Linked DNA regions of Mus musculus: regions 2, 3 and 4 are each linked to region 1. A link is a loop called in an ENCODE intact Hi-C map of the cell type or tissue named here. Cell type or tissue: left cerebral cortex. All regions are shown on one strand. Region 1 has its middle 190 kb from the start of Gm35890. Region 2 has its middle 70 kb from the start of Lratd1. Region 3 has its middle 56 kb from the start of Lratd1. Region 4 has its middle 140 kb from the start of Gm35890.

Region 1 (8,000 bases):
GAGGGTCTTGTGGGTAGCTTGCAGGTGTGAGCAGACTCCGTGCACAAGCTACCCTATTGCTGGTGGGGACCGGAAGGGCCAATGTTTATTTCTTATTTTGTGGTGTGGGAGATGAAACCCATTATACGTGCTTGATAGATACTCTACCAATGAGATATATCCTCAGGCCCCTAGTCTAAAATTTAAACACTTCAATTTTATTGTAGCTTACCTATCTTGGGTATTGGAAGTCTCATTTGAGGCTAACAATTGTGTGTGTGTGTGTGTTGGTGTGTGTGTGTGTGTGTAGGCAAGTGGTCAACCTTGGAATTACAACACCACATACTGAGTTTTATATGGGGTTTGGGGTTTGAACTCAGCTTCTCATGCTTGCACATAGTAAGGTTTTGACTGAGCCATTGTCCCCAAGCCACAGTAATGGAACATTCTTTTTTTTTCTATAACATTTTTGTAGAAGACATAAAAACCAAGCAAGCAAGCAAGCAAGCAAACAAGCAAGCAAACAAACAAACCCAGTAGCTGATGTGTTGAAATACTTATAAGTAATTTTGAGCCCAATGTCACATGCTAACTTAAAAAATTGTAGTAGCTGTTTCTGAATTTGTGCCTCTTGAACAAAAATTATTCTGAAGTTGTAGAATCATTAAACTAGGGTGGAGACAAGAGTGAGGGCAATCAATATCTCATTACATCTCCCGGGGTTTCCAAAGCAGTGGATATGAGAGAAGAGATGCTCTTAAGAAGAAAGATGGTGCATATAAATGGCTCGGTAAAATAAGTGTTTCCACATTTTACTTAGAAAAAAACCATAGTGTATATTTTAGTGGAGAAAAGTGGATATTTAAATAATTTATCAAACTTCTTTCCCTGGGGAAAATGCAGCGTGATAACGTCTCCATAACTCTCCAGAATGGGCTCCATTTTTAGTTTCCATAAGTAGGAAGCGGCTGGAAGTATGAGAGGCTGAAAAGGCAACAGAGAAAACAAGAGCTTGCATTCAGACGTCCGTTTCCATTTCATCACTGGTGACATAAGCTCGCCACCCTGGCAGCAATGGAGACATTCATGTGATATACTTGTGCCACTGGCCTTGACTATCAGACTACCAGAACAGTGGACCCCCCAAATCAATCGTTTCCCAGGAGTATCATGCAGTGAAGAAAAAAAAAAAAAACATATCAACCTGAAGGGGAACTATCTGCTGGAAAAGAGATTTCACATAGCTCTGACAACTTGTTATATCACTTTGTAGGAGAGACTGTGCTGGGATAATAGGTGGGACCGCACCTTGACAAAGACTGCTTCGTTATAAATACCCTGACTCTTTATTTGGACCTAATCTTAAAATTTTATTACCAAAAGATTGATGTTGGGTTGGGGGAGGGTGTCACTGATCCTCTCTATCCCTCTTCCAAATATGTTTGCATCAAATATATTCCCATTTCTTTTTTTACTCTTGTTTGTTGAACTGACGGGTTAAGAGCAAGTGGTCTTTTGTGACTCCCTGCGCTGTCCGGAGCCAGGTTCTGAGCACAGCAATTCTGGGTCACTGCTAGTAAAATAACATCTGGGCAGTTTCCTTCACAGAGGTCTCCATTTCTGCATGTGGAGGATAATGGGAAAAAGGATACACCCAGGCATTTGATGGTGTTTGATTCCCAAGGCCCCAGCCAGCTATTCCTCTGACTACCACAGAGGCTGCTAAGTGTATCCTTGAATTTCTAGAAGCTTCCAATAGGGGCTTGCAAATCTCTGAGCCTTTTATTTTTGTGTGCATGTATTGTGTGAAGTTTTCTAAAGACGCAGGACCTCTGAGGTAAAATGTTTATACACTGTCCACAGTGTCATCATGTACAGCGAAGGACAGGTGCTTACTGTGGTATGCTGTCCTCCACCTTGTCAATGGTCTGAAGATTCTCCTGACCGTCGGGCCAGTCTGGAGGACCACCACATCCGGGCAGAGGCCCTGCGGGGTCTGGAAGAAAGCAGTGGCTGCTGTAGCTGCTGCAGACCTGATGCGCAGTCACACAGCCCCTGTGTGATGAGTTGTGATTCACATACAACATCTGAGTCAAAAGAAATGGCAAGAGCACTCTGTGGTGCTTTTCTTAGCAGCTAATTGGTTTGTTGTGCTCGGGATGAGCTTCCAGATATATGCTGTGAACCGCCCCCACAATGCTGAGGAAAATGTGTTCTGTGTAGGAGTGTAGGAAGGAGAATGACTAAGGAAAAAATTATATTGCCATGAGAAACAGAATAAAACTGCTCTTTAATTTCAAGCACTATATGATCAAATTTTAAAAGTTGATATTGAGAATATAATGAGCATTGATAGTAGCATCCAGCACAGCGGCTTAGCTGAGTGGAAGCAGGATTTCTAACCCCTTTAAGGGTCAGATCAAACCCCCTCCTTAGAGGTCCTGGAAAGCTGTGTGGGAAATCCCCAGTCATTATACTGTTGCAATTGAGATGGGAAGGCCAATTCCTGTCATCCACACTACGCCATTAGTGATTTCTACAACTACTTTTTCTAGAACCTCTGTGTTGTTTTGTTTTTGTTTGTCTGGTAAAGGAGAGTTGAGGGGTTTGGGGTTTTGTTTATTTGCTTGTTTGCTTTTGTTTTCTTTTCTGTAGCATCTAATTTCTTACCAAAGTAATATTTACATAGTATAACAATCAAAACAGTGCTTCTAGCCCCAAAGTCACACAACAGTTCTTCATTTCCCTCCTTCACCACGCCCTAAGACACTGCTTCCTAGAATGGCTTGTTTCAAGTCTATTGGATACTTGTTTTAGTATTTCTTCCCATATTTCTATATAATATACTCACCACACCGTGCTTTGTCTTTTAAATGACAGCTTGAACATTGGATTTCTTGTGTGAAATAAAGGGTTTAGCACTCACATGCCTCCTCTCTGTGCCTATAGTGCTCAGCCCTGCTCCTCTGTTAGCCGTAGTGTGACACATTCCAGGCTGGTGTTAAATCCACCTTCACTGTTAATCTCTTTAGTCTTATGTAACACTGCTCAGAGAGGATCTATATAATTTTCTATGTGTCTTTTTTTTTTCATACAAGTTTTCAATTTTTCTTTGAGCTCATCATGCCACTCTTCCTTCACTTACTTTGCTATGGAGTGACTGTTAGCCATTCTTAATTCTTAAAGTTTGAGTGGAGTCAAGCATAGTAGCTATGGGTCCCAGCCCTGTTCCAGTTGCCTGCACTCCTGCTCCATTTTAGATTCATCTCTGGCATTGGGGGAACTTACCTTCTATCCATCAGAGTCATACTTTTTGTCTGTTGGATTCACTGTTTTCTGGATCCTACATACTCTTATTGCTTGGTTTACTTTCTTGTGTTTGTGGAACATAAACTTTCTTTTGTTTGTTTGTTTGTTTTGTTTTTTGTTTGTTTGTTTGTTTTGAGTAAGGCATGTCCAAGATTTATTTTTCTAGTCCCCACAAGGCTAAGGGTAGCTTAAGTATAACAGATGAGATAGTCTTAAATTTTGGAATCATGACATACTTTCCCAAGTAATCTTTAGATGCTGGATAAAAGGGAAAATTAGTTTTGAGATGAGTAAAGTCTTTATGGAAAAAGGAATTTGTCACACAGCTCAGTCCCAGTGAAAATAGACCTCCATTCAAGTGCTCCAAATAAACACTTTATTAAAGTAACTACAACTACCTTCTAAGTAATTTTATATCACTAATTCTAGGACTTCCCCCAAACACCAAACTTGAGGATGCTCTGGTTTAATATTTTTATTGTACTTACACATATCTTCTTATATGCTTAAACTCATTTCTATATAATACTTAATGTTATAACTGTGTTATAGCTAGTTGTTATGCTGTATTGGTTATGGAAATGTGATAAGACAAGCAACATGGATAGTAGAGACACATTCTAATGCCACACTCTCCATCACTGACAAGGCAACTTTATTTATTTATTTATTTATTTTTATTTTTTTTTTATAATTTATTATTTATTTATTTATTTATTTATTTTTTCCATTTTTTATTAGGTATTTAACTCATTTACATTTCCAATGCTATACCAAAAGTCCCCCATATCCTCCCACCCCCACTCCCCTGCCCACCCACTCCCCCTTTTTGGCCCTGGTATTCCCCTGTACTGGGGCATATAAAGTTGACAAGGCAACTTTAGAACATTATTTTAACCTGGGGATTTTTGAAGCCAAGGCAATAGAGCCCATAGATACAGAGGTCAATAGTATCTACTGATTTTTAAACAAATTTAAGGGATATTGTAAAGACTAGCAGTTTTGAGCCAGAATTTACACACCCAGCTTGAAGGGGAGAGGTGAGAAAAGTATTGGGAGAAGTAGCTGTGTTGGAATCAAGGAAGAGGCATGTTCTAGAGAAGACAATGACACCTGCAACTGCAGGAGCTGCCACAAGGAGGGGGACAGGGTTTAGAACATCTCATTTCTTGTGTTTTCTTGATTTCCTGTTACCACTTCTTCCCATTAGCAATATCAATGGGATGTGGTTCAGCAAGAGAGTCTGGGTTAACAGTTTATGGAGGCAAAGTATGAGTAGCATAGAGATGGCAGACAAAGTGTCCTACTTCCTCCAGTATTTACAGGACATCTAAGTGTACACCCCATGGAAAAGTGATAGGCTGAAATACATAGTTTTTGAAAGAAGTAAGACACCAAGCAAACCTATACTGGAATCACTGGCCATCTGAAAAAACATTACAAAAACTATTAAGAAAAATAGTTTAGATAAATATTTGCATTAATAATATAAAAACAAACAATAGCAGAAGGGGTGTGTATGTCTGAATGTGTTTTTCTGAGAAAGGTTAAAAATATATAACAACTTTAGAAGTTTGTTGAAGGAAAAGAGAAAAAAATGCTTATAAATAAAGGGGAAAGGCTGATAGCTGCCTGGAGGAATGTAAGTTCCATGCAGCTCCATGATTTTAAGAACATGAGAGCAGGAAAACAAAGAATTTACCTATTGTAAAAACAAGTAAAAGAAGAATAATGATCAATAATTAAAAAAAACAAAGAAACAAACAAAAATAACCACTGTAAGAAAGCAATGATTTCATAGGTGAGTTTTGTCTCCCCTTTAGAGTGCTAATGATCATAATGCTGATTATATGATGTTGGACTTTAAAAGACTCCTTGAATTTATACTGACACTGGAAGGAAATATCAGTCCAATTCTACAGGGGCAGAATGTAGGTTTAATGTAATGATGGTTAAGTGATTTCCCCAGAAGTTATAACTTGGAGACTGTGTTTGGGCTGACCTTACCTGGTTCTGAGTCCAGTGCTTTTCATACCACACATTTGACTCTTGCTCCCATGATAATTTTAGATAGATATTTGAGTAAAAGTAGATAGAGCTCAAGGTTTTGTTAAATCGAGTAGCCATGGTTTTCTCTGGCTTCCCTCCAGACCTGAATTCCAGGTGAGAATTGTCGTCTGAATGAAGGGAGGGGTGTAGGCATGGGAATGGGGCTCCAGGCTCTGGTTAGTCTGACATGTTCACCAGGCATGACTTTTTGGACAGCTTCCTTTGCTCTTCCACACTCAATTTCTTATTTATTAAGTAACAATGACATTGTAAATTTCATAGATAATTCTGAGAGTTCAGTAAAGTTATGGTGGTAAAGCATTTGGCGAAAATGTTTGTTTAACAACTGTCAATATTTGGGCATTCTTTGTCTTTGAATTTGAATGATTTATTCTCCCTACAACAAAATAGTTATCTCAAGGCATTTCATATTACTTTTAAATGAAAGGAAATAGATAATTAAAACATGCTTCTATTAACCAAATTACTTTAATTTTAGCAAAAAAGGAGAGAAACAAAACCATTTCAAAGCACTGGTATGTGGCGGTGGGGGACAGAGGGAGTGGGCTCTACAGGCAAGGACAAGGATCTGCTACTGATCTTCACCCTGCTTTAAAGCATTTTTTATCTTAGTCGTTTCCCTTTTACCTCTATATTTGATTTCTATCAAAACAACTCTCAGGAATATTTTCTCCATCTGGTTTATCTGAGTTTAGAATAGGGACTCCTGTGCCCCATGCCCAGTCCTCTGTTTTGTCCACTAATCCACTCTACTGTTTTACTTCTCTCTTCTGCTTTCTGTGGACAATTGACAAAAGATACAGATGTGGTATATTTATGCTAATACAGCTATTTTAAGACTCCTCTTTTCCCTCAGCTTCAAATCTCTTAGGAAGCTAGATGGCATACAAGACGGAAATAATTTTTCTGGAAATTAGTAGTACTAATCCTCTTATTCTAAAAAAGATTTGCTACTAATAATCTCTTTCATTTACCAATGGATATTTTTGAAGCTGAAGTCTAAGGCAATTTACACTTTAATTTTTGTGCCTGCTATTCTAAGAGAATATGATTATCACTACCATTAATAAGTTTTTAATGTCAGCAAAATAATTTTCAAGTTCCTATAGATGATACATAGGTAATACTCTTAGCAACAAAAAGTGCTTAACATTGCTAAGTAAAGCTAAAACTTAGGAGATATGCCATATGCTAAGCATTATATGTTTTTGTTCTGAGGCCATTTGCTGGTATTGAGAGAGAATTTTTTTGCTGTGTGCAAGATATGGAAATTTATGTCTTACATCATGATACATTCAACTTACTTGGCTAAAAATCTTTCATTATCTCTTTTGTAAAATGATTCTTTAGGCTCTAGAGAACAAAATACAAAATCTTTAGAAAGTATGAATAAAGGATAAGTCTTTCTTTTCATGGTCTATTCAAATGAGGGGAAATGAGTCAGAAAAGATAGGTATTAGCACCCACAAACACAAGGTTTCCTGAGGACAAAATGCCTGGAATTTCTTAAGGACACTGTATTAGGAGTATAACATATAAATTGCTCAAAGCAGTTAGATATTTAAGAGGATACCATGGAATGATTTTAACATACTTAGAATACATGTAATCGAGCATACACATATTAGATGATTATTTTATAGCCTCTCTCTCTCTGTTCCCTCTCCCTCCCAGTGTGTGTGTGTGTGTGTGTGTGTGTGTGTGTGTGTGTATGTGTGTGTGTGGTTTCCCCAGTGAAATGCCTCTTAAACTCATTGTTCAGAGGTGGGGTAGTAGCCCCATAGGTAAAATCATTGTCTTCAACCTTGAAGACCAGAGTTTGATTTCCTAGAGGTGTTTTGGCTCATACTTAGAATTCCAGCCCAGGAGAGGCAGAGATAAGGGGCATCTGGAGCTTTGCCAAATAGCTAGTTCTAAGCCAATGAGAGACCCTATCTCAAAAAATAATGTAGGGGCTACAGGATGGCTTGGTGGCTAAAAGCATGCACTATTCTTTCAGAAATCCTAAATTCAATTTTCAGCACTCATGTGGGTGGCTCACATGCTGTAACTCCAGCTGCAGTAACTCTGATGCCTCTGGACTCCAAGGGGTTTGATACTCACATGCACCACATACTCCCCACACACACATACATACATACATACATACATACATACATATGCATATAAACCACATTTTAAATAAAAATTTTAAGGACAAAGCCAAAGAATGTAGACAGCACTGGAGTGATGGCAGCTGAAGTCATCTTCTGGCTTTTATACTAATTCACAAATTAACAGTCAAGTTGGTATCATATATACATCTTCCTTACGGTCTGTCCTGCAAAGGGATTTTCATAATCTCAATTAGAAAACCCAAAAGTATTCTATTATACAAATAGTAGAAGACACAAGACACTTGGAAGACCTGTTTTAAATCAGTTCTAAGTTATTCTGTTGCTGTGATTTAAAAAAATTTTTTTGACAAAAAACATCTTAGAGGACAAAGAGATTTATTTGCCAGTAGGACAAAATGGCAGCCCACAGATTGGGAAATGATCTTCACCAACCCTACATCTGACAGAGGGCTAATATCCAAAATGTACAGAGAATTTAAGAAATTAGACACCAACAACCCAATTAAAAATGAGGTACAGAACTAA
Region 2 (8,000 bases), 220 kb after region 1:
GATGTCAGCACCTCTCCTAAATGTGCTGGCACTTGAGTGTTCTCCAGCTCTGCTGGTAAATAACATGGGGTAGTTTGTATTTTCTCTGATGTTTCTTCTGTTTCCCATCTGCATGCTTGTTGGTGGTAAGCCTTGTTCAGTTGTATTAAAGAGGAAGCTAAGCACATATTTTATAATATACATCACTGTATAGATATGCCACTTGTAACATGAAATCAAGTTGATTAGTTAAATCATTCCAGAATCACTTCATTCTCAACGTGACGTTTTCTGTCAGTTTTTGATAGACTTGTAGCTGATTTTTTTTCATAAAATATCAGTAGACTGACATTTCATTAAAAACACTAATACATTGTCAACTTTAAGACTTTCTTCCAAATTAAGTTCATCTTATAGAAGGCTTGTCTATTTGTTGGTGGAAACTGCTTGAATAACAATGTTTTCTACGTGCTTTTTCTTAAGGTTGTGATTTATGGTTTTTCTCACTGAAACACTTGATAGATACTATTATCTAGTAACCCAGAGGCATAAGTATCAAGCTTACAGGTAAATGTGATGTCACAGTGATCGCCTGGGCAACAGCATCCATGATAAAACTGGAATTATATGATCCATTTTGACACCAGAAATTAAAATTTAAAAGGTGTACATGATGTAATTAGTTAACATATTATTTCAGAAAAAATAGAATATTTCCAACTCTTTAAGATCACCACATCACTGAGGATTTTCATTCATTTATTTACCTTTCAATTTTGACTTGGGTTCATTTGTTGGAGTGTTCTTTTGAATCATATGACACACTCACTACCAACAGGTATCTCTCAGATTCAACTACTTCTTTGAGAGTCACAGAATATTTCACTTCTCCTCAGACATTGCCATGAATCCAGTCACATGCCAGATCTTAACTGCAGTAAAGGTTGGGAGATATGGGCTGTGGTGTGCTCAAGGATAGTAGAAGTAAATGATGTCACTGGCCCATAGAGGCTAAAATTTGCCTAAGTTGTTAAACAAGTAAATATGAGAGGATAAAATAGTGATTGAGATATCATCCACTAGAATTATAATTTTTCTTCAATCTTAACCTCATTTTTGTTTGTTTGTTTGTTTAAAGATTTATTGTTTTATGTATATGTTATGTCTTTGTGTATGTATGCACTTTCACCCAAGGCACTCAGAAGAGAATATTAAATTATACAGAGGTTGAATTATAGACATTTGTGCCACCAAGCGGTCATGAGTTCAATCCTTGGGACACATACTATGTAAGGATAAAATTAACTTCTGCAAGTTGTTTTCTGAACTCCACTCGTGCACTTTACCATGGCACATACCCATCCACACAATATATATCCTCACAGATATATTAATTTAAAATATAATTAGTTTTTTCAAAGAAACTAGAAGATAGTTTAATAGTTGAATACCCAATGCTCTATCAGATTTTAGCATCTGTAAGGGGTGAATCACAAATATAGAAATGATACCAGCTTATAAAGTAAGGTCCTGATACAAGGATCATGTGATACACCAAAATATATGAAAATATACTTTGTAACACGTCCGGTACATAGTCCCATACAATACTATTTCAGAGCTCTACAACTTTTTGGAACATTACAAATGTACTCTTCTCCTATGCGAATGGGAGCCATTGGTGAAGACTTTACTGTGAGCTTCATTTTATCTGTGTGTGGCTTCATTTTATACACATTCCTAATAATCATATGAGGAAAGCTTTAAGACCAACTGCATGGCACAGATAAGAAATTGGACTTGGAGAGGTTAAACATTCAGATTGCTTACCTATTACTTTGAGGGTTATTCACAGCTCTACTTATTCTTTTTCTTGCTGGGCTTCAGCTGACCAGCCCATACCTTACTGGCCCCTGAGAAATAAATTTTGTAATATGCCTAATCCCTACCACTGCACTGGATGCTTGAAGAACTCAAGAGTATTCTAAGTATCTATTGTTTTATTAACTGACAAAGCAGAATGGAATAGGAAACAATTTTTTACAATCTTTCTTAAGCATGAATATGCTTAATTGTTTCTTATGATCTTCTGATAGAAAGCTAGCCACATTTCTGTTTAGAGAACAGTTCCTTCAGATCTTATCTCCACCAATCAGTTCAGCTTTACCTCTTTCTGAGTCTGCCTCATTCAGCTAAATTACTGGTTGCCCTTAACATAGTTCCCTATCTCTGCACCTGCTGTGAGGCCATCTTCTTCCATCTACCATAAAACAGGTCCTTCAGGACCCTTATCTCTCCAAGGCTCAGCTGATAATCCCTACACTGCTAAAGTCCTTTACCACACCATACTCAATCCCATGAAGAATTTCATCACAGAAGTTACCTATTTGTTTTGTCTCCTCGCTTGAGGAGGTAAATTTGAATGAATTTGCTTATGTAACAGTAGAAACTGGCAATTAGTTAACATTCTAACTAGTTTCAATTAATAAGTGGGTTTGCTTTCTGAGACCTCCACTCTGCCTACCACATAGTTTGGTTAACCAATTCATGTTCTCCGTGTTGTCCAGGTATAATTCCTGTGAGCTCTCTTGGCCCAGACCATTAAATATTAAATTTCACCTGCAGAGACTTCATGCTGAACTCACCACTGGTTCCCATCTGCCACTGTTCCTTAGTCAGCAGAGTACTGGATTGCTGGTGGCTGATCTTCACTCCAGCCCTATGGCTATTCAGCTGGACTCCTTGCTGCCTCTCAGTGTGTGACACATAAACCTCTGTGGCACATAGCACTAACTTCAACCTTACAGTTCTCTCAAATACTATCCTATCCTCTTTGAACATGCCCATCTCTTCACATCTCTTTTGAAGAGCTTTCTTTTTCTAAAGAATGTTGACGGTTTTAGAGTACATTACAATTTATAAAAATTGCTCTGTCTGATCAAAAAGAAATTTTGTGAATTATCATGATTGGTGTCTTGATTGTAGGGACTGATACCTTTCAAACAGTGTCAAACAATACATCATGATAGTGGGGGTCTCAGAAGAGTAGCCTGAAAATGTATTTAATGAATATTTGCTGAGTGATAAACTATGAAAATCACTAGGCTCTGTGCAATAGGGACTAAAAAGATGATTGAGTTCCAAGGTCTAGTATTCTAGTAAGAGGTGATAAACACACAGTACAGGGATAAGAGTAGTAATAAAGACAGTCAGTTTTGAGTGTCTGTAGTATGTCATATACTTTGATTTGTTTAATGTGATTTTCATTTTGATTCTTATGTTTCTTTGAGGTAGGCAATGCCATTCCATTCTTAGGTTTAAAAAATTCCAAGTTTTAGAGATAGTTTAGAGACTTTCTCCACCTTCTGTAGCTAAGTTCATGACTATGGCTGCTGGCTTCCAAGTGTCTGCTCTTCTTATTGTACTTCAGTGTTTAGAATAAAGATAAACATGTCAGTATAAATGCGTGATGAAAGAGAGAAATGAACAGAAAGTTTTGTTCCTGAGAATATAATTTAGGATTTACTCCAGAGCTTGATACAAGGATAGCATTAAATAGGGGAGGATGGGAGGAGAGCTAGAAAGAAAAGCACCAGGTAAAGAAAGCAGCCTGTGCTCTAGTGTGGGTGTGCAGAGGAAGAAATGACTAATCACATATGAAAAAGTCCAGAAAGGTAGGTAGGAGGTGGACCCATGAGTGGATAAATATAGACTTGAGCAACTCTAGGTGTTAATGTAAAACAGTGGTTCTCAACCTTCCTAATGCTGAGACCCTTTAATATAGTTCCTCATGTTTGGGGACCCCCAACCATAAAATTATTTTCATTGCTCCTTCATAATTGCAATTTTGCTACTATTATGAATCATAGTATATATATATATATATATATATATATATATATATATATATATATATATATATATATTCTGATGGTCTTAGGTGATCCCTATGGAAGGGTCATGCAAACCACCACAGAAGAGTCACAGCACACAGGATGAGAACCATTGATGGAGACTAAACCAGAAAAATGGGGGTCATTGACTTTTGGTAGTGATGGAATAAAATGGCCTAGGACAGTGATTCTATAAAATTCTTATATCTGGAAAGCTGAGATAGAATATAGACAAACACTAATGCATACCACCACCACTGTCATGTGAACAGACAAACACAAGGGTAAGCATCTGGGGAAGAAAAGTCAATGAGTTTTGTTCAGGGCATAAATACTGGTTGCTTGATTTTTCACTGTTTATACATGGGAATTGGCCAATATTAGGGACTCGTGTGTGCTGGCAATGTGCAATTCAAGGTGTGTCATGGTACTCTGCTCTGTTCTCCTCTTCCTTTACATGGAACAGAATGAAAAATAAATAATAAATGTCATCTCAAGGTTGAAATATAACTTGGTCCTTTTCCTCCTCCAGTGTTTTAAAAAGGTACAAGGCTGTACAGAGATTACAATCATGATAAGCAGGGCTGGGGCTGCTCTTAACTCGACAGAAGGAACTGAGATTTATGAACTCCTAGTTAGGTCCTTAAAGTAAAATGAGGAGCCTGTAATCCCCATCTGTCAAGATTAAGGAAGAATAATTTAGTTTTCCTCTTAAAATCTGTAATGATTCCTTTTCACCTTTCCCCTCTTATATCACTGAAGTGCAATATCCCTACACTGGGTTAATAATGGGATGAGGCACAGATAAATTGAAGCCTGACTCTTTGTTTTGAATTCTGCATATAAAGGTTGATGATGAAATACATTTCTAAAATCCTTCTTGATACTTCAAAGATGAACAAATGGTGTTGGTGTCTCATTTAAGTTCTAAGAAAAAAATCGTGTTGACTTAAATCATTATGATCTATACCTACTCTGTGTCAGGATAATCACAGTTTCTCAGATGGTTTGGAAACATTGTCAAGGTCATGGTAACAAACAAACAAACAAACAAACAGCAACAACAACAACAAAAAGGATGAACCTATCCACCAAACTTAAACAGTGATAGTTGGGACTCCATCCCAGATCTGATGCCAGAGTTTTAGAAATCTGGACTGTTCTTTTGTTCAGTGTATACATTCACAGATGGCTACTGAGAACCTTCGGACTCTGGCTTCCAGTCAAACCAAGGATTGCTGGCTGGCTACCCAGTGGCCAGGGCCAGGAGTTTGCTAAGGGAATAAACTGCCTAGTCAGCGCAACAAAGGGTAGGTGGGTGTGAGTGTGGGTGCCTGTGTGGAAGATTTTTCTGTACTCTCATCCTGCAGTAGGCTGTGGTCCTGCTTGTACAATTTTTCCCCCAGAGTCTATTTTGTGAAATATAATTGAAATCGAAACACCAGTGATTTTTAATCATACTCTCAATTTATATCTCATGTAACCATATGCCAGTGTTCTCAGAGTGTTACAGGGATATGAATTATGTTGAAATTGGATTAGGCAAATACACATTTTCCTTAAAAAATAGATACCCAGAGCAGTAATTTAATTCCACCAACTCTAAAGATTCTCTCAGAAATGCCCTGTGTATCTTATCAGCAGCTCATTGTGAAATTTCTTCTCGGCTATTTCTTTTCATTTCTTTCTAGAATCCAATGTATTTAACAAACATTAGTAGCCATATGAAGTCAATTTATATCAAAATGATCCCTAAATTTAAGGAAATCAGGTCTTTCAAAGGAAGTCATTAGAGTTCTTTTTCCAATTCTTCAGTTTGGGAGAAGCAAAACAAAATGCAATTAAGGGTTCTTTCTCTTCGCAGTAGATACATTAAGCTGCATCATGACTTGAGTGTTTAAACAGTTATTAGGTAGATCAGAGCTGCAGATTCCAATAGGTTGTAAGACAGGCATTACCTTAGTGTATATAATAACCTTGTACTTTGCTGAGGGTACTATTGTGGCAAACAATACATTTTCCTGGAATGATTTCCTGATACTAATAAATGCACAGATTTAAACATACATCTGGAATTTTTTAATGATTAGATTACAGTTCTATTGCAAGCAACTCTCCAGATTGCTTCAATATTAATTCTAAAGTGACACTGTTGTACAACTGTGGCTTCTAGCACCAGATGGCCCTGTTGTATCCTAGCCCAATGAATGTCTCCTCCCTGAGTACTGGGGTCTTCCCACCTCAATTTAGCTTCCTAAAATCTCTCCCCCCCCCCCCAGATTTGCTTAGAGACCCATCTCCTGGGAGAGTCTGAGGCTCATCCATGTGACAGTCAATATTAGCCATTACAGTAACTGCATATGGATTTTGGATTTGACCAAGATACTTTTATTTCACTCCTTAAATTAAAACTTTTTTTTTAGCCCTTCTACTCTACTTCAAAATGGATCCACATATTTCTGGTCTTCCCTGCTCATTTCTATTGACTCAAAAATCTCTCACAGTCTCACAAGGGATCTCATGCAGTGAAAAATGTCAACATAGCCAAAGCCAGAGTGTATTAAATACCTTACTCCTGTCTCTGCCACCCTGGTGGATATGAAGACACCATTGTTGGCCACAAGTGCCTGACTATTCTCCAATCCCCAAAGCCTAAGGGCTGAGTCTGTGTGTGACATGTGTGTCTTCTTTGTGGAGGCTGGTTGGTGCGGTGAGCCTCATGTAGGTTGGAAGCATAGGAAATTGTTTGCCTATTCACAGACTCTACCTCAAACTTCTTTACACTCCAAAATAGCTCTTCTTCTATGCTTGAAAAGCTTCAAGCATTCAGGATCACATTTACTCTTCATGGCTGGTCCCTCCTCTTATTTCAAAACATGTCTTCCTCTCAGAGTTTTCCTTCTCTCCTTCCTTAGCCTTATGGGAGAGCTCTGTGAAAATTCTCTGTCCATAGCCACATAAAATCATGACTGTTGAGCCAGGAAGTGATGAAATTTGGTAAAAAGCAATCTGAATTTGTTGTTTGGCTTTGAGTTTTATGGGTAGAGAAGAAACTCAGTCTAGCATAGAGAACATGACAGCCTAGAAATCTGAGTCAGGCTATAATGTCGGTTGTAGTAGGAACAGGTGGCCAAAGATAGTCAGCTCACCTTGGGGAGCAGACATGAAGGGACAAAAGGATGAGGAAAGAGTTTTCCTCCATCACACAAGGAACTCCCAACATTGGTGTGAGTCCTGGCTCTGCCCTTCCTTTTCTTTCTTTTTCTCTTCCTCTTCTTTTTCCTTTTCCTCTTCTCCTTCCCCTCCTTCCTCCCCCTCTCCCCTTCACTCCACTCCTCTTTCTCCTCATGCCAATTTTCTTCTCCATCCTTCTTTTCCTTACCCTATATCTTCTTTCACTTTTTCCTTTTAGTACTGAAAGTGTAGATTTATTAAAATGAGAGCAAAAGTACAACATACACTCCACAGGATGAGAACAGGCTCAAGCAAACACATGACTCAAGATCCAGTTTTTATTTCTGGTGCTCACCTCTTACCTATTGTACTTCTATCTGATCCCACAAACTCTTTTCTAAATATCGCTGGGAAATATCTAGTAATTAACTTTTTCACACTCCAAATCCTAAACGAGGACATGAAAGAGAATTTATATATTTTGAATAGACTCAGACATCGACTCAAAAATTATAAGCCATGCTAATTAAAGAATAAGACTTTCATAACCTCTTTGGGAAATCCTTTCAAGTTACACACACACACACACACACACACACTATATATATATATATAAAATGTGTGCTATTCTCATTGAAAAGGAGGTAGAAAAAAAATGCTTCTACATGTAAAATATAAGCCCACAGATTCACCCGTATACCACATGCATAAAAGCAGTAGATTATCTCCACAGATAAGAACTCTCTGTGTGTACTGTGTACATCAGGAAAATATTCCCTAAGAAGGAACTATATGATATAATTGTTCCCCAGAGACATGCCTGACAACAGATTGCTTAGGCTCAGGTATTTATGAAAGGGTGTAACATACATGGCATTTACAGATTTTGACCCTCTATCAAGGTCTTCCCTCTTCTTGAAATGCAGAACAACTGCATAAAAAGAAATTAACTAT
Region 3 (8,000 bases), 230 kb after region 1:
TAAAAAAAAAAAAAAAAAAAAAAAAATCATCAGGAGAGAGGAAGTCACCACTCCATTTTCTCTCCCCCTCTTCATGGGTGTATACTCTACAGTTCTTGTGCTGTCAGTGAGTAGTGGTGAGATAGAGAGAGCAAGCAAGAAGAGAGTGACCACCTTGAGTGCAGGACAACTTTTCTGAAGGAAAAGACATGCATGAACAATAAGGAAAACACAGTAGTATCGTTTCTTGCTTCTCAACTCGGAACATCAAGGCTGTTTCCACTGTTAAGCTGAAGAACATGGGAAAAACCAAAGGTAGTATTGTCATGGGCTCATGGCTTCCAAAGCATTTATGATCAGCAGACAGTAATTAGCTTGTATGTTTTCCAAAGGCAATGTTTAGACAAAGTTCTGTTGCTGAAAAGGGACAATAGTAGAGCATTTAGATCAAAATTTGATTCATTGTCAAACAGAAGGGACTCAGTTTGTCAGGTCAGAAAATCCAGTCCTCTAAATAGCGTGTTCTTGTTTCCCTCATGACCGGTATTCCATGTTTGTTGGCAAGACTGTTTCTCTGATACAACTTTAAGACCTTTTATAGGAACTATGAAGAACAAATTTAGAGATTCTGGGGTTTAGAGAAACCCAATCATGTCAATGTTTTGGTAATGATTATTAAAGTCTGTCTGCTAGGTTGAGTGTAAAATGAGTCCTGGGTGCAAGGCTGGGGAAAAATTTGGGAAGCTATCATAGAAATTTTGGTAAAAGAAGACTATAGTATGTAGACTACATACAGCTGTGGAAAATTAAAGGGTAGTAGAATTGGGCTATACTTTTCAGGAAGCTTCCATGAGTTTTTGATGAATTAGACATAGAGACAGAGAGAAAATCGAGCCAGGCTGAGCAGTGAGTGACTAGAGAGACCACCAGCTTTAACTAGAAAGCCATGGTGGATGGCAGGTTCATAAAGAAAACTGAATGACTCCACTTTACTGAACACAATGGTTTTAGGAGGATAATTAGATAAGCAAATGGAGACAGCAGCTTGATCTATGAATCCTGAACTCAAAAGAGAAATCTGCTGGGAGGTGTATAATTAAGAGTAGCCAGGATATAGGAAAAAAATGTTACTCAAAAAGCCATAAGTCTGGATGAGGTGCCCCAGGTATGTTGGTAGATTGGAAACAGAGGAGCAAGAGCAGTACTGCCTGCAACACCTCAGCATTTAGAAATCAGGCTGGTAGGACATTCAGAAAGACTGGGACAAGGAGTTAGAAGATCATGTAACTACAATATCTTTTACTTTCTTATACTGTAAAACAACAGTTTTAACCTGTGACCTATGACCCATTTGGGGTCAAATGACTCTTTCACAGGAGTTGCCTAAGACCATCAGAAAACAGAGACATTTACATTATGATTCATAACAGTGGCAAAATTATAGTTGTGAAGTTACAATGAAAACAATTTTATGGGTGGGGGTCACCACGACATGAGAAAGTACATTAAAAGTTCACAGAAGGTTCAGAACCACTCGGTAAAGCAACATCTGGCAAGAAAGAGTTTAAGGTAAGGAAACTATCTTTTGGCTCATAACTTGAATGAATAGTCCATCTTGTTGGAACAGGCAGAGTGGTAGTGGCAACTTGCAATTGTGATGTCAGAAAGAGGAGGTTGCCTACTTTTTGCTGACCAAACAGCAAAAAAGGGACAAGACGCAGGGATAGTCCATAAAGTTTAAGCCCAACACTAGAGATCCAGTCTTTTCAAATAGACTTATCTCCCAAGATTCCACAGGCTCCAGAAATAGTGCCACCATCAGTAGACAAAGTGTTTACATAGTTTAGAGTTGTTTTCATCTAAACAATTCATATATTTCAATGTTGATATTATATTTAATATATTGAGAATATATTCAATATATATCAGTATATTCAATATAATCAATATCATAAATAGATGATATTGAGATAGATAGATAGATAGATAGATAGATAGATAGATAGATAGATAGATAGATAGATGATACTGATTATATTATATATTGTCCAGAGACTCAATAAGGCTTGAATTTGGAAGAGTTATTAGCGGTCTAAAATAAAGGAGAAGGTCCTCAATTATGTCAAACTCCCAAACAGAGAACTGATCCTTGAGTTCAGCAATATGAAGGTATTGATAACTGCTGTGTCCACAGGAAAGTTTAATGATAATGGCTTCAAAGGAGAATGGAGAAAACTTTGTGAAGATAGTCACAAAGAAAGAAGCTGTTAAGCAGAAAACCCCAGATACAAAGAATGCAGAAGCATATATTTATTTTCATGTTTAAATTCACATATATAGATAAAGCCAAACATTAAATCATACAGTTAAAGAAAGTACAGGGTGAAGATATATAGACAGAGACTGAATGGCTTACAGTAGAAACTTTGAAAGAAGTATGACATTGACCATGGAAGATTGAAGGGTGTAACAGTGGTCATGAGTGATAAAGGAGTAAAAGTGAATACTGGAGCTAAAATACTGAGAAAAGAGTTATTCATGGCTCAATTATATATTTGGATTTTAAATGATCCGAAATGAAGGCAGGTAAAATGGTAAGGCCCAACCAAGACGTGTTTGGTGCATTTAATAAATAATGTAAGTTGTTGGATGACCTCACAGAGAATCATAGCAGCTGCTAAATGTATGACAAAAGGTACAGGGTTTTTAGGAAAAAACAAAAAACAAAAACCAGAAAGTATTCACGGGGAGTCTAAGAACTGTTCAATTCTAACTCTAAAGCCTGTAATAAGAAAATGCAGGAGACACTGTATAAGGATCTGGTTGGTCATATGAATCTGCAGTTACTTGCTCCACATGTTTAGTGAATGACAGAGAGTAAGTTAGAGTTAAAACTGTATTAACCTGGGTTTAAATCCCATCTCTCCTAATCACTGAGTATAGATGGTTTGGTTGTCTCATAGAACTCCAGGCAGCTGCTCTGCACATGGTGATACTCGCTATGTAGGCGAGATATTATAAAAGAGAATATTCCCACCTGCTGGCCCAAGTCTTGTTTTTTCAGGCATCTCTCACCAGTTGATATACATGTTATTGTGCATTTGATCATTTATTCAAAAATTTATCTGGTCTATTTTATGCTGGCTCTTGTGGAGATCAATAAAGTCTAAGACTTCAAAGCCTCTGATGTTATAGGCCCTCTTTTTGATGATTTTTATCTCCTGGTATGTGTAGGGACATTTACAAAACATGTTACATCTATCACTACATCTGATCTCTATGATGCCATAGCTTTGGACAGAGTTCTGAGAGTGTCTTAGCTATGGTGACAAGTAAACCTGTGACTTAGTCCAAGGTTCCGAGTTCCCAGTCATGGCTCTGGCCTCAGACCACGTAGCTTAACCCTGTATGTTCTAGAACATAAGCTTCTGCCTCAGGCGTTATCCTTTCCCTCATCAATCTAACAGTCCAGTTCAGTTTAGAAAACCCTTGGACAGAATGAGAAAAAGTACTGCTTAACTGCATAGGAATGAGAAAAAAGTACTGCTTAACTGCATAGGAGCAGAGGCTTTATTTGATGAGTTATATTATATTATAGAAATACAAGGTGACCTCTCTTTAATAGACAGGAACTATAGTGTGAGTAGAGAGAGCAAAAACAAATAACAACAAATTAACTAAACAAAACAAAACAAAAAATCCATTGCCTTCTTATCTGTAAAATGCAATCTAGTTACATTCTCTATGGAGTTCTCCTAGGACTCAGATGATGAAATGGAATTCTTAAATTCTATTATCGTTGCAGTGTGTGGTATGTGTATATGTGGGGACATGTGTACTATAGCATGAGTGCAGACATTAGAGTACAAGATGGTGGAATCTGCTCTTTCTTTCCACCTTGATGTTGGCTCCAGGGATCAAATGCAGTTCTGCAAGCTGTTTGCCATCTAGCCAGTCTAGGGTGGAATATTTTGAATTGAGTAGTAATCTGCCAAGGGTACTTCTCAGAGTTACTGACTGTCATGAGAGGCTATCTTCAAGCCCTCGCCATCACCCTTGGTGTAGAGGAACTCTTTGCAGTGGGGTGCTTTTAAGCTGGCATTCCCCCATTTGACCATCGAAGATATTCTATAACGCTTACCATGTAGAAAATTATTTCTCCTAAAGACTGGCTAGTGAAAATGCAAGGCTGACCTCCAGGAAGCCCCTCTGGACACACAACAAAGCAACTGTAAAGATGGGCAGGGTGTCAAAACTACAAGTGAGAACGTGTGGTAGGAGGGTGTGAAGTTAGATGACAGCTGGTGAGACAGGTACCCTTCTCTTCTGGCTTACACCCTTATTATATCAACCACCTCTCCACAGAAGGATTTGAAACAGGAAAACTAAAGTCAGGGGAGTCATTCTTCAGAGAAACTGGGAGAAGAGACTGCCAGGACCTAGCCTTTGCTTTTCCTCTGTCCTCATGACTCTGCCTGGGTTCTTTTAGAAGGCTCCACTATGAACTGATTAAAATCACACAATAAACCTCCACTTCCAAGCTCATTGAAAAGCATTTCATAGGATTCAGCATATAATTCAAGGCATAGGTCTGTAGAATAGGCCACTTGAATATTGTAACCTGTAACCTTTAACAAAGGTGTCTTTTTCTTTTGTCTGTTTTCTTCATAGATAATTTAAATGACTTCAGCTCGTTAGACTGTATTTAACATCTAAAAGTCCTTTTCTTTTATTATCTCGTTTTGTTGTTGTTGTTTGTTTGTTTGTTTGTTTGTTTGTTTTCTGGCTGCCTTTTTGGCTAAGCACAGACCACCAAGTCATTCATGCAGGATGCTGGACAGCAGGGTTGGTATTTGTTCTTTTCTTTCTACATTTCTTCATGTAGAGGATAAATTTAACTTTCTCTTCCAAATACTGTGCTGTGCACAGTTGAGCTTGGCACTTTTGCTGAAAACTATGAGTCATTTTTCATAAACAGGGATTGTCAAAATGCTTGATTCACATTCTAACAACAAATACAGAAAAAGCCCCAAACTGAAAGAGCTCCAAATTTTCAGATGTTCTACAAAGAGAAGGGGGTGGGAAAATAATGGTCTTTGAAGACATGTCTTGGCTTTTTAGTCTTGGTTTTTCCATGTTTGAAATTAGGAGGATAATAGGCATCTAGAGCAGTATAGTCAGTTTCACAAAAATCATTTCAAGGTCATTGTGAGATATTACTTACAGGGATGCCTGATTTTCTACAGCTTCTGAAAATTACACATGTAACTAGTAGTATAGTCTGTTTTATTTTATAAGTTATTAGAGTCTAATGCTTCAAACTAAATTAATTTTTAGGAAAAATATTTCTATACAGTAGCGAATTTTGAATATTTAAAAAGTATCAGTAGAATGGCATCCAACAGTACAGGCAATTTAATAAAACAGACAGACCAGATCCAATGTAATCTGTGATAAGCAATTATATTTTTATTTGGAGGGCATGATTTTTAGGTAAAGGCAATGAGTTTATTGTGTTTCATTTTTGAAATGCATCCAAGTAGACACTGCATGATAGGTACTTAGAAAAGCTAAAGCTTATGTACTGTGTGATTGTGAGGTCACACTTTTCCATGACCATGACAAGTAGAAAGCATAAGTAATGCAGTTCACCAAAACTGGCATGCCATTCAGTAGAACCAGTTGATTTCAGAGAATCCAACTAACCAGAATGTAAGAGCTAATACAAGGGATGTGAGTACAGAGATCAACGATGGCACTTTGAAAGTAACTGAGGTAGACACTGGATGGGAGATTTTCCTATGGAAAGTCATTGATTATGATTCCCAACATTATATTATGAGAAAGGCTCCGTCAACTGCTGGGTTATACATTCTCTGTTTTCCCTTATTCTTCAGAACAGAACCATGACTCGTAGAACATTAGTATGTCCAATTAAAATGTCACCAATCTGAGCCAAATTCTTTTAAGGGGATAGTCACATGACCCATTCTTTTTTCCTCTCACAGGGCAATATTTCATAGTTACAAGAGACAAACAATTCAACCAGGAAATAGAGCATTGACTCATATACAATAACTGGAAGAGGAAATAGACTTTGCAGAGTCAACAGTTCCTTTTTACAAGAGACAAACAATTCAACCAGGAAATAGAGCATTGACTCACATCCAATAACCGGAAGAGGAAATAGACTTTGCAGAGTCAACAGTTCCTTTTTACAGTTGTGAAACAGAACTAAAGAAAAAGTCCTCATTTCCTGAATTATTTTTTTGCAGCTACAGAAATGCAAAGTTATGTACTTGATAGTATGATGTTAGTCTTTGGCAGTTTTCTTTTTAGTTTTCCCGTGTGAAATCTAGATTATGGTTGTTGGTGTTCCCATGGCTAGTGGATTACCATGAAGCATCCTTTAGGACAGAAGTCATGTGTCAAATACTATAGCCAGAGAAACAATAGGGTTAAATGCTTCTGAGAAAATAGCTATTACCAGTCAGGAGCTACCTGGACCTTGAATTTATTTATTTATATATCTATATTTATATTTTTCAATATATATTGAATTGATCAATTCAAGATATATATAATATATGTACATATATTATATATATATATGAATATATGTGTCTGTGTTTTGTGTGTCTGTGTGTCTATCTGTCTGTCTGTCTGTCTGTCTGTCTCTCTTTCTCTCTCTCTCTCTCTCTCTCTCTCTCTCTCTGTATACTTTGCTGAATGTGGCTAAAGCATCAAAACTGATGAATAGTCAGTCATGAATAAATAAAGTGTGAGAAGATAAGGCAATATTTTTCAAATACATTAATGAGACAAGGGCCTTAGACTTGTTCTAGTTCTTCAACTGGAAGTCTATGAGGCTTGGTTGTGGTACCATTCAAATACCCGCCCGTTGAATTTGGGAATTTAATTATTGGTGTTTATTTGGTATTTTGTGGTTTTGCTGTGCATTTTCTCCACAGGAATTCCTTGTGGACGAGAGTTTGTGAATAGCAGAATGAGAACATTTCATTTACTGAGTGTGAGTCCTGTAGCAACTCCAATGCATGATTTGGTGGGATGAAGCTTGCACTCTTCACATCAAAGACAAACCTCAAAGACAAACCAAGTCCTAGAAATTCTACATCGATCGTGGTTGGACTGTAAATAAATAATAGATCTAGAATTCAAACTCACAGATGCATTATTCTGAAATCTGTGGATTAGTTATCTAAACATCTCACTGATAAGCAACAACAAGATCTGTGGATTATTACATAGACACTATATGCCCAATAATATGTCACACTCATTACAATGATGTTTTTACATCCTAAAAATTGTACCATAGATAGTAAAAATGAATGTTACAGGCCATGGGTAATTTGAACAATGTAAAATGGCTGGTTTCTAGCTGAGCTTTGCTTCAAACTCACCTTAGTTCAAGATGCATTCTGTCTATATTAGCAAATATCAGTCTCTACTTGAAAATCTTAGATGCACTCTTCCTGAGCACTGGAGACTAGCCATTGAAATTGAGCCAAACACAGAGACATAGGGGACAGGTGAAATAGCATTTTGTTAAGATGAAGAGAACATGTCCTTGGGTTTTGAGTACAGTTTGTGATGGGAAGCTGTGTGTGTATCTACCTGGTACAGCATGTCATTGGAGGAGAAAATGATAAACAGAGAGGAGCTTGTTTCCCTCTCTGTTTGTCACACTTGACACAGAGCTCTACAGTCTCCTGGGCCTGAAAATATTAGAGAAGACTCAATCTGATGTTCAGAGAAAGATTGTGCTTTTTCTTTTCTTTTCTTTTTTTTTTTTTTTTTTTTTTTTTTTTGGTTTCAGCAAGCTGCTTTTAGAAAAAAGGACCTTCATGGTCTCTCATTTTGCAGTACATTTCTCAGGTTATTCAAGTCATTCAAAGTAAATTTGAAAGCCTGCTTGAACAGTGTAAATAAATAGACACTTATGATAGAGAAAATTCTATGTTTAACTTCAAGAAAACACGATGCTGGGAGGCAGGGAA
Region 4 (8,000 bases), 54 kb before region 1:
ACTTGCCTGCTACTTTAAGGTCCATTATTTAGTGGCTTAACTTCCTTGGTTGCATAGATTTATAATTACCTCACTGCCTGGATTTGAGGATGATATGTGACAATATCAAGCAGTGACTATACTATCTGGCATAGAGGTAGGCTTTGATGAAAGGGAGTTTTCTCCCTGTCTAATGCAGACATCACAGTTGATATTTGAAACAAAGAAACATTAACCTTTGGGGAAAATTTAAATCCACTGGTTGCTGAGCTGGATAACTAAAAGATCACAGGTCTTTGAACTTGACTGTCAAGAACTGCTGAGCTAATCACACTTAGGTCCTCAAACTGATGCCAAGTTCAAGCTGGCTTCCTAGGCATGCTTTATAGGAAATAATCACCAGGATGACCCAAGGCATGCTTAACAAATATGATTTCTCCAGCAAGTCCGTGGGAGCTGGGGTAGTGAGCACATAGGAAGGTAGAACATGGCTTAGGCGTCTTCAAGGCAGCTTTTGTTGTTCGTTTTGATTTTGACTGTGCTTTGTGGATGTGCTCCTATTTCTATGCACATAGCCATAACCCTGTGTGCAAATAGAAAGCAAAGGAAAACATTGAGTGCCCTAATCTGTCACTCTTACATTATTATCTCGAGACAGGGTCTCCTACTGACCTGGAGGAGGCTGGAAGCCAATAAGCCCTAGTAATTCTCACCCCTAGCAGACATCTGTCCTTGATAGTGTTGGGGTGCTTAAGTATGCACACATGCATGCTAAGGTTTATATAGGTTTTGTTATGGTTGGGCCTGGTGCTGTTTGTATTTTGATGCTAATTCCACTTTCCTGGAAGGGATGGGGGACAAGGAGTGAGTCATATGTTCTCAGGTGACATCTTGTGAACCAGTCCCCTAATGAATAAAGGAGCCAATCACTGGGTGAGTAGGAGGGACTTCTGGGTTGGATGGAGGAAGAGAGGAAGCAGGAGAGAGGTCCTTTTGGATGGGATAGTGTAAGGACAAGATGTAGCTATGAGTGTCTCCTGGTTTCAATGGTGGTTCTATCAGGATTCACCACCAGAGGATTAGATTTAATATGGCTTACAAGGTTAGGATTTTAGTTGCTACATCCAGCAATTGAGCTACCATCATTTCTGAACTAAGTTTGTGTTGTGTTGTGTGTTCTAACACACAGCAGCACATCCAGCGGTTCAAGAGAGAAAGGTATGGTGGCAGAGTGTGGGTTTGCCTGAGGTACACCACAGAGTTAATGGGGGATTTGAAGCACAGGGTTGGCTTGGTAATGACCCACCAGAGGGAACCTATCAAGCTGGGTGGAGAGATTTTGGAGTTCTGAGTCAGAGTCTCCAAGAGATAAAAATAGGACGGCCATTGCCCACCAGTGCATGGCCAACCAGGCCACCAGGACAGAGTTGCTGACACAGCACGGGAATGAGCCGGTTCTTCATTTTTTAAAATATTTCCTTTTTTTAAAAAAATTTTAATAGTTATTTTCCTCATTTACATTTCAAATGCTATCCCAAAAGTCCCCTATACCCCCCCCGCCCCCGCCCTGCTCCCCTACCAATTCACTCCCAATTCTTGGCCCTGGCATTCCCCTGTACTGGGGCATATAAAGTTTGCTAGACCAAGGGGCCTCTCTTCCCAATGATGGCCGAATAGGCCATCTTCTGCTACATATGCAGCTAGAGACATGAGCTCTGTGGGTACTGGTTAGTTCATATTGTTGTTCCACCTATATAAGGTTCTAGGTGATTTGAGCTAAAATTTTAATTTATGCTTTCCCAGCAAGTGTTACTATTTACTGAGGCATCTTTTCATCTGTGTGGCTCTGGTTTTCAAAGCTGGAGAGGACTGGAGGATGCGTTATGGTTCATTGTGGTCTCTGAGTGACTTTTCTCCCTTGGATATCTCTGCCTTGCTGTAATGACAAGTTGGAAACATATTCTACCTATATTTCTTTCACATTTTTCTGTCTCCTTCACATTCTTTCTTCTCTGATGTAGTTAAATTGAGGAAAAAACTTGAATTCATGAATAGATGCAAAGTGATATTACTTTAAGCATGAAATCAAGACAGTGACTTTGCAGTGCAAATAAAGAATTTTGACAGTGAGTCCTCTTTCATATAGAGCACCCCAATAAAAACAATGACTTTTCCTGCCTGTAGGAATCCGGGCCAGAGAAAGGATGAATAGCTTCCTTTTCAAGTCTTATGGAGACAAACATGTAAAATTATCCATGTTTAATAAAGTCAATGGCATCCATTAGGCACTGTATTCCACAGGTGTGTTTATGTATTCATTAGGACAGTAGTTAACTTGTAGTGTTCTGATCTATCCCTCTTATGTTCTAGCTTTGAGACTAGGCTGCTGGCCAACAAGCCTAGCAGGCCTTTTGTCCTGTAAATATCTGCTCACTTTAGAGTATTGGGGTATCAAAGCATGGGAACATTCATGCTGCACTTTTACAAGGCTTGTGGGGATTTGAACTAATGGCGCACACCTTTAATCCCAGCACTTCAGAGGCAGAGGCAGGTGGATTTCTGAGTTCCAGGCCATCCTGGTCTACTGTGTGAGTTCCAGGACAGCCAGGGTTACACAGAGAAACCCTGTCTCGAAAAACCAAAAAACAAACAAACAAACAAAAAAATCAACAAAACAAAACAAAAACAAAAAACAAACAATAAAACCCAAAACAAAGAAGTTCTCTTACTTGTACAGCAAGTGTTCTTACCAATGAGCCATCTCCACATCTGCCAGTCAGAGGGCGTGTTTGTCTCCCAGAAAGAGATTTCACATAGTTTTGACAACTTGTCATATAGCTCGCAGGAGACACTGGAGCTGAAACAATAATGCCAGGCAGCACCACAGCTTGACCAGGACCCATTATTGTTGACTTTTATTTAAGCTAAACTTCAGTTAGGGTCCTGAAGATCAACTTTGTTCTTCTCTCCAATGTTCTCACACCAAGTAAATCTTCCTCTGCCTTTCACTTGCTTGCATCGCTGGCCTGCTGAGGATGGGTAACCTGTCCTGCGCAGGGTCTGACCACTGGTAATAGTCACTCCAGTGGTATTAAACTGATGAGACAGGAGATAGAAACTGGCCAGGCAGTTTTAGGGCAGAGACCATGAACATGAGTGGTTCTAATTCTGGTTGTTAACCCAAAGCTGAATATGTCCTTGTGTCTTGTATCTGTCAGTTGGAAGCTCTGATTCCTCACATTTACTTCTCTCTCTCTCTCTCTCTCTCTCTCTCTCTCTCTCTCTCTCTCTCTCTCTCTCTCTCCCTCCCTCTCTCTCTCCCTCTCCCTCTCCCCCTCTCTCTCCTTCTCTTCTCCCTTTAAGTACTCCTGTCAAGCATGTGACCCGAATGGAAGCACCTGAGCATCCTGTAGGTGGATGAACTAGACTGACTACCTCTTTTCTCCATGCACCAACCCACTTGCTACCGTAAGTCCTTTAAAGTCCCTAAACTAACAGCTTGGCAGCATCCCATGTTTGTTGGTGGGGTGCTCTCCTAATGTGTAGGAACTTTGCTTTATTTATTTCTCTTAAGCCCCTACCTATAATCTTGTAGTGGAATGGGTTTCATTCTTTGGGTTTTTGAGACAAATGACCTTGAAAGCACTATTCCAGGTTGGCTTGGTGACCATTATCTCTCCAGAATCTTAGCACCCCAAGTGATGCTCACCTGAGGCAAGAGAGAAAGCCCTAGTTACCTCAGAGACTCCAGTTTTCCTTGCGCATAGAAGACCAGAGTTCTTTATTTGTCACACAGTATGAGCTTTTAGGGTTATCAATGTAGCACAAGCTTTTTAGCCTATGACTAGTGAGAGCGTTTATTTATTTATTTTTCATGTTTTATCTGTTTTACTTTACAACTTCATGTATTTTACCTACATTCACAGGCTATGCTATTCTACATACAACCTCATGCATTTTAAATCTCTACCCAGGGGTATGTGCATCTCTAGTAGTGTCACAAAAAATTGTCAGACTCTCTGGAGGGCCTCTATACAGTGGTGGCATCAAGTTAATTAGTGGTATAATGAGCCATTGGTTATCTTCCAATATATGTACCCCTGACATATGTGAGTTTGGGCTGGTCACTACTTTTACTTCAGTTGCTATAGATGGTAAATTGGAATAGAGATTATTAATCAGTAATTATGTAAAGATGTTTCAGACACTGACTGTGTACAGGAGCTATGGTAATTGCTAGGTGGGGTGATGCATTAATAAATCCAGATGAACCTGAATATTTTCTTTCCAATAGTAAATACTGTGCGATTTAGTGAATCCCATGGCTTGACACTGCAATGAAATCGTGTAGCTTTTAGAAATTAAGGTCCATAGCTACTTTCACAATACATGCAATCATTATTTTCTAATGTTTCTAGCCTCTGGGAGTAAGTCTAGTGTTAATATAGAGATACTGAGAAATTGTATTGTTAGTGGCCCTTTTAGCTCTGCTCACGCTCGGCAGTGAGGAAATAAGTAGCTCTCTGATAACCTGTGTAGTCAGGCTTGCTGCCAGCCTATCTGGTGGCCCTTCATACTGAAGCGTTCAGTGAGTCACTCAGAGTCTCTGATTAGGAACATGACTGGGAGCTTTGCTTTAGAACAGTTCAGTTGATAACTTATGCATGCATTGCAAAGTTTGGAGGGTGAATATGCTAATGGACTCCTGCTGAGAATGAGTAAAGAGGGAGCATGTTGCTCATTAACCATAATAAAACCATAAGGAGACTCAGTCACCTTCTTGCTCCTTCGCTGGAGGAGCAATCCAAGAAGGTAGCTATTGGGAGGCCCCTGGTTTTACTTTTTTGCCCCATTAATTCACTTTATTGACTGTACATCCTGATCACAGCACCCCCTTCTCCTGGCCCTACCTTCCTCCCCCTGCCAAAAACCAGGCTTTTCTAATTCAATATGAGGTTTGCTTGGGGTTGCAAACCACAGGATCAAATCTCTAATTGCAACATCAGCATACATAAGAACCATTTCCCCCCTTAGATTCAGGCTCAGCTGTCATCAGTTGAGCCCTTACTCTATGCCTGAGCCAGGCCTTGCTATGCTGTGTTCTCTATTCCTTTCTTTGGTCCTTGGCTTCTCTGTGTGTTGACCTTCAGCACTGCACAGATGGGACTTGGAGTCCCATAACATCAACAGCAGCTCTTGACACTAGTAAACATGGTACTAAGCGAGGCAGCCAAAACATCGTGACTTTAGTTATAATATCACATCAGAGAAACTTTTGTAAACAAATCATCTCTGCTTTCACCTCAGAGTCTATATTGTAAAATAAGAGATTGAAAACAGAGTTTCTTGAGCCACCATGTCCCAATTTGATGCTCAATGTTTCATGGCTTGGAATATCTGAGAAGCTGCTGGATGGGCTCCCAGTTAGCCTGGGAGAAATGGCAAAGTTGCCAAGTGCAGAAAAGAAGCACTGAAGCTCATCTACCAGCCAGCAGAGTCTGTCCCACTGTGGCTGTGGAGTTTATGTTTGCACACTGAAAAGTAAGTCTACAATGCAGAGACTAGGAGACACAAAAACACTGACGGGAACAGAGATGCTAGATCCGGAGTCAGACAATGGTAATTAGTTTGAAACAGGAGGCCAATTTCCAGGCAAAATCAGCAGAAAGCAACACCAATCAGATCATCTGTCACTATAACAATAAGCATCCAAATTAAGTTTCATCTTCTGGGGAAGTGGGTGATGTCCCGCCGTGGTCAAACAGTGATGTCAAACAGAAGCCATTATGACTTCTGTGCTTCAGGAAGCTTTTCTAAGCCCATCTGCAAACCATACATCTGCTCTCCCTTCCTCCTTTGTGGGAAGGATGTCTGCAAGGAAGCCCAAGGCTGATGGTGAGAAGGGTATAGTGAAGCTTCTTAGAATGTTTTGCGTTTCAATGAGGAGTGTGTGAGTGTGGTGTGAATGGTGTGTGTGTGTGTGTGTGTGTTGTGTGTGTCAAGGAACTCTGAGAAATCCTCCTGGCTCTCCTTGGGAGCACATGTGGGAGTAATCAAAGCATTGCTGAAGCCTGCAGAAGTTCACAGGTACATGCTCTGTCAAAATGAGCAGCTCGAGAGGAGACTCATCCTCCTCTGAGAGGCTTCAGGGGCAACGGTGCAAATTCAACTCATTTGCAAATTCTACATATGGATGGGTTGTCCACAAAGAGTAACTAACCATCTATCAGCCTCTGTGAGGCTCCCTTTGACTTTCATTTGACTGTTGCCTGTCTCAGTTCTTCATGGAGGTTTGAGATATCCCTAGATGACAAACATGGCCTTCCTCCACATTCCTCTAAGAAATCAATGTTTCAGGAGAGAAAAATGTTGTGTCCCCTTTGTTCACAGATGACTATCCAGTGATTCTAAACATTCCTGGGACATAACAGATATTTACGCTTTGTGTAAGGCTTGATATAGTAAAATAAAAAGAAGCTTCAACCAACTCTGGAAGAGTTTGAGGTACAGTACCTATTTATTACAGTGCAGTAGATGAGAGGTAAGAGTGTTGGTCATTCCTGAAGTACATTAGACTTTTATAGAGTGTTATATTCAGTTAAGAGCTGAAGAACAACCTTTTAAAACAGAGTAGGTTCCCAGATAAGGACAGCAGGTATTTTCAGGGTAGTATTAGGGCCGTGGGCTTTTGAAGAGCACTCAGGCAGAAATGAAATCTACTTTGGCCTGGTTTCTTGTTGGCTTTATGACTTTATTGTGAAGCTCCTTTAAGTATGTATAAACAGAGACTGCTAGATAGACCATCAGATAACCTTCAGCATGAGCAAGAGCTTCTAGGCTGTAGCATCTTATGGATCACAAGCCATCTCTTATGGCTGTCCTTGGAGTCCCTCTCTGAAGATGTGAAGGGAAAATGTGGATACCAGAAAAAAATGGAGCTGGAGTGGAGATTGCAAACTTAGTTCCCTATATGCTGGTCCTGTGGGCTGTTGCTTGGTTACCACAGGCATAATGGACAGGATCTTGCCTCATGCTCTGGGGGTGTACTGATGGTGGGCTAGATTTATTGAGTCAAAAATTCTTCAGACTTTTTCTTTAAACATAGAACCAGTTGCCTTCTAAGTCCCCTGCCGCATACTAAAGTTAACCATCTGGCTGTACATTGTAGTATTTTAGGTTGATTTCTAGGCTGTGAGGATTGCTGAGGTCTTTGACATAATTTCTAGAATTGATTCTTGGCATTCTGTACACCTTGGGGTTAATTTAAAAATCTCTAAAAATCCATTTTTTAGGAAATTGCACTTACCTTCTTACAATGAGATGCCTGCAAGATTGGGAGAGTTTACTGTTTCTATGAGGCTCATTGTAGAAGTTCACCTTGGACTGTGTACTTTGAGCCAAGATTACAGGGCTAATCACACTTGGGACATTGTCGATGAGGATACATGAACCAGGGGATGCATTTAGGGAGCAAAATCCATGAAGCCTGGAAGCACAGGGCTTTTTATCCAAGTGTTGGCTCTGCCTTTCTTAGCTGTGATCTTGGAATACTGAATAAAGGTTTTACACAGTAGGCAATGAGTGAATTATTAAAGTATTATGAAGAATGCCTTTTCATGTCTTCTTAAAATAGAGATATGAAAAGATGAGCCATGAAGCAATTGGGAATAGCCAGGAAAATCTGACAGATAAGAAGTAACCGTACAGTAGCCACCAATGCATGTTAACTAGAGAGAAGGTTTAATGCCATAGTTCAACAGCCTTGATCAGAACCCCTGGATATGATGGCATTGATATGATGGCAGTGGGGTGACAAGGCACAGCCCTGCCTTCTATCTGAGTGCATGTAAATGGTATACCCCACCCTTCAAGGACTCCTGGAGACTGCCCTCTGTTTATTATGGGACAGTGTGAGATGAGGATATGAAACAAAGTCTACCTAATAGATATTGTGTGCTTTAAAGGATTTAGGAGCCTCCTGGGATGCTTAGTATACTTTCTGCAAGTAGTAGTGAAAGGCA

Evidence for each region. Hi-C counts contacts between places; a loop is a spot of excess contacts. Peaks named below come from ENCODE experiments on the same cell type or tissue, not always from the same donor. Only the 100,000 strongest peaks of a DNase experiment are listed, where the experiment ranks them.
Region 2: it touches region 1 in a loop (3-fold over the local background); 3 of 42 quality-filtered maps call a loop at or near these places.
Region 3: it touches region 1 in a loop (2.7-fold over the local background); 3 of 42 quality-filtered maps call a loop at or near these places.
Region 4: a loop joins it to region 1, with 2.3 times the contacts of the local background. A loop is called at or near these places in 2 of 42 quality-filtered maps.

The regions. Positions count from the first base shown.
Region 1 is chr12:13,859,332-13,867,331 of GRCm38, forward strand. No RefSeq gene overlaps it. Among named protein-coding and RNA genes, the nearest start is that of Gm35890, 190 kb to the left of the region's middle. In left cerebral cortex, CTCF peaks have their summits at 1,956 and 4,414; DNase peaks (open chromatin) are centred at 947, 1,682, 2,141 and 2,897; H3K27ac peaks cover 1,213 bases.
Region 2 is chr12:14,077,843-14,085,842 of GRCm38, forward strand. No RefSeq gene overlaps it. Among named protein-coding and RNA genes, the nearest start is that of Lratd1, 70 kb to the right of the region's middle. In left cerebral cortex, no CTCF peak of the experiment used is centred here; DNase peaks (open chromatin) are centred at 3,621 and 5,155.
Region 3 is chr12:14,092,224-14,100,223 of GRCm38, forward strand. No RefSeq gene overlaps it. Among named protein-coding and RNA genes, the nearest start is that of Lratd1, 56 kb to the right of the region's middle. In left cerebral cortex, no CTCF peak of the experiment used is centred here; a DNase peak (open chromatin) is centred at 4,937.
Region 4 is chr12:13,804,901-13,812,900 of GRCm38, forward strand. No RefSeq gene overlaps it. Among named protein-coding and RNA genes, the nearest start is that of Gm35890, 140 kb to the left of the region's middle. In left cerebral cortex, no CTCF peak of the experiment used is centred here; DNase peaks (open chromatin) are centred at 4,578, 5,436 and 6,977.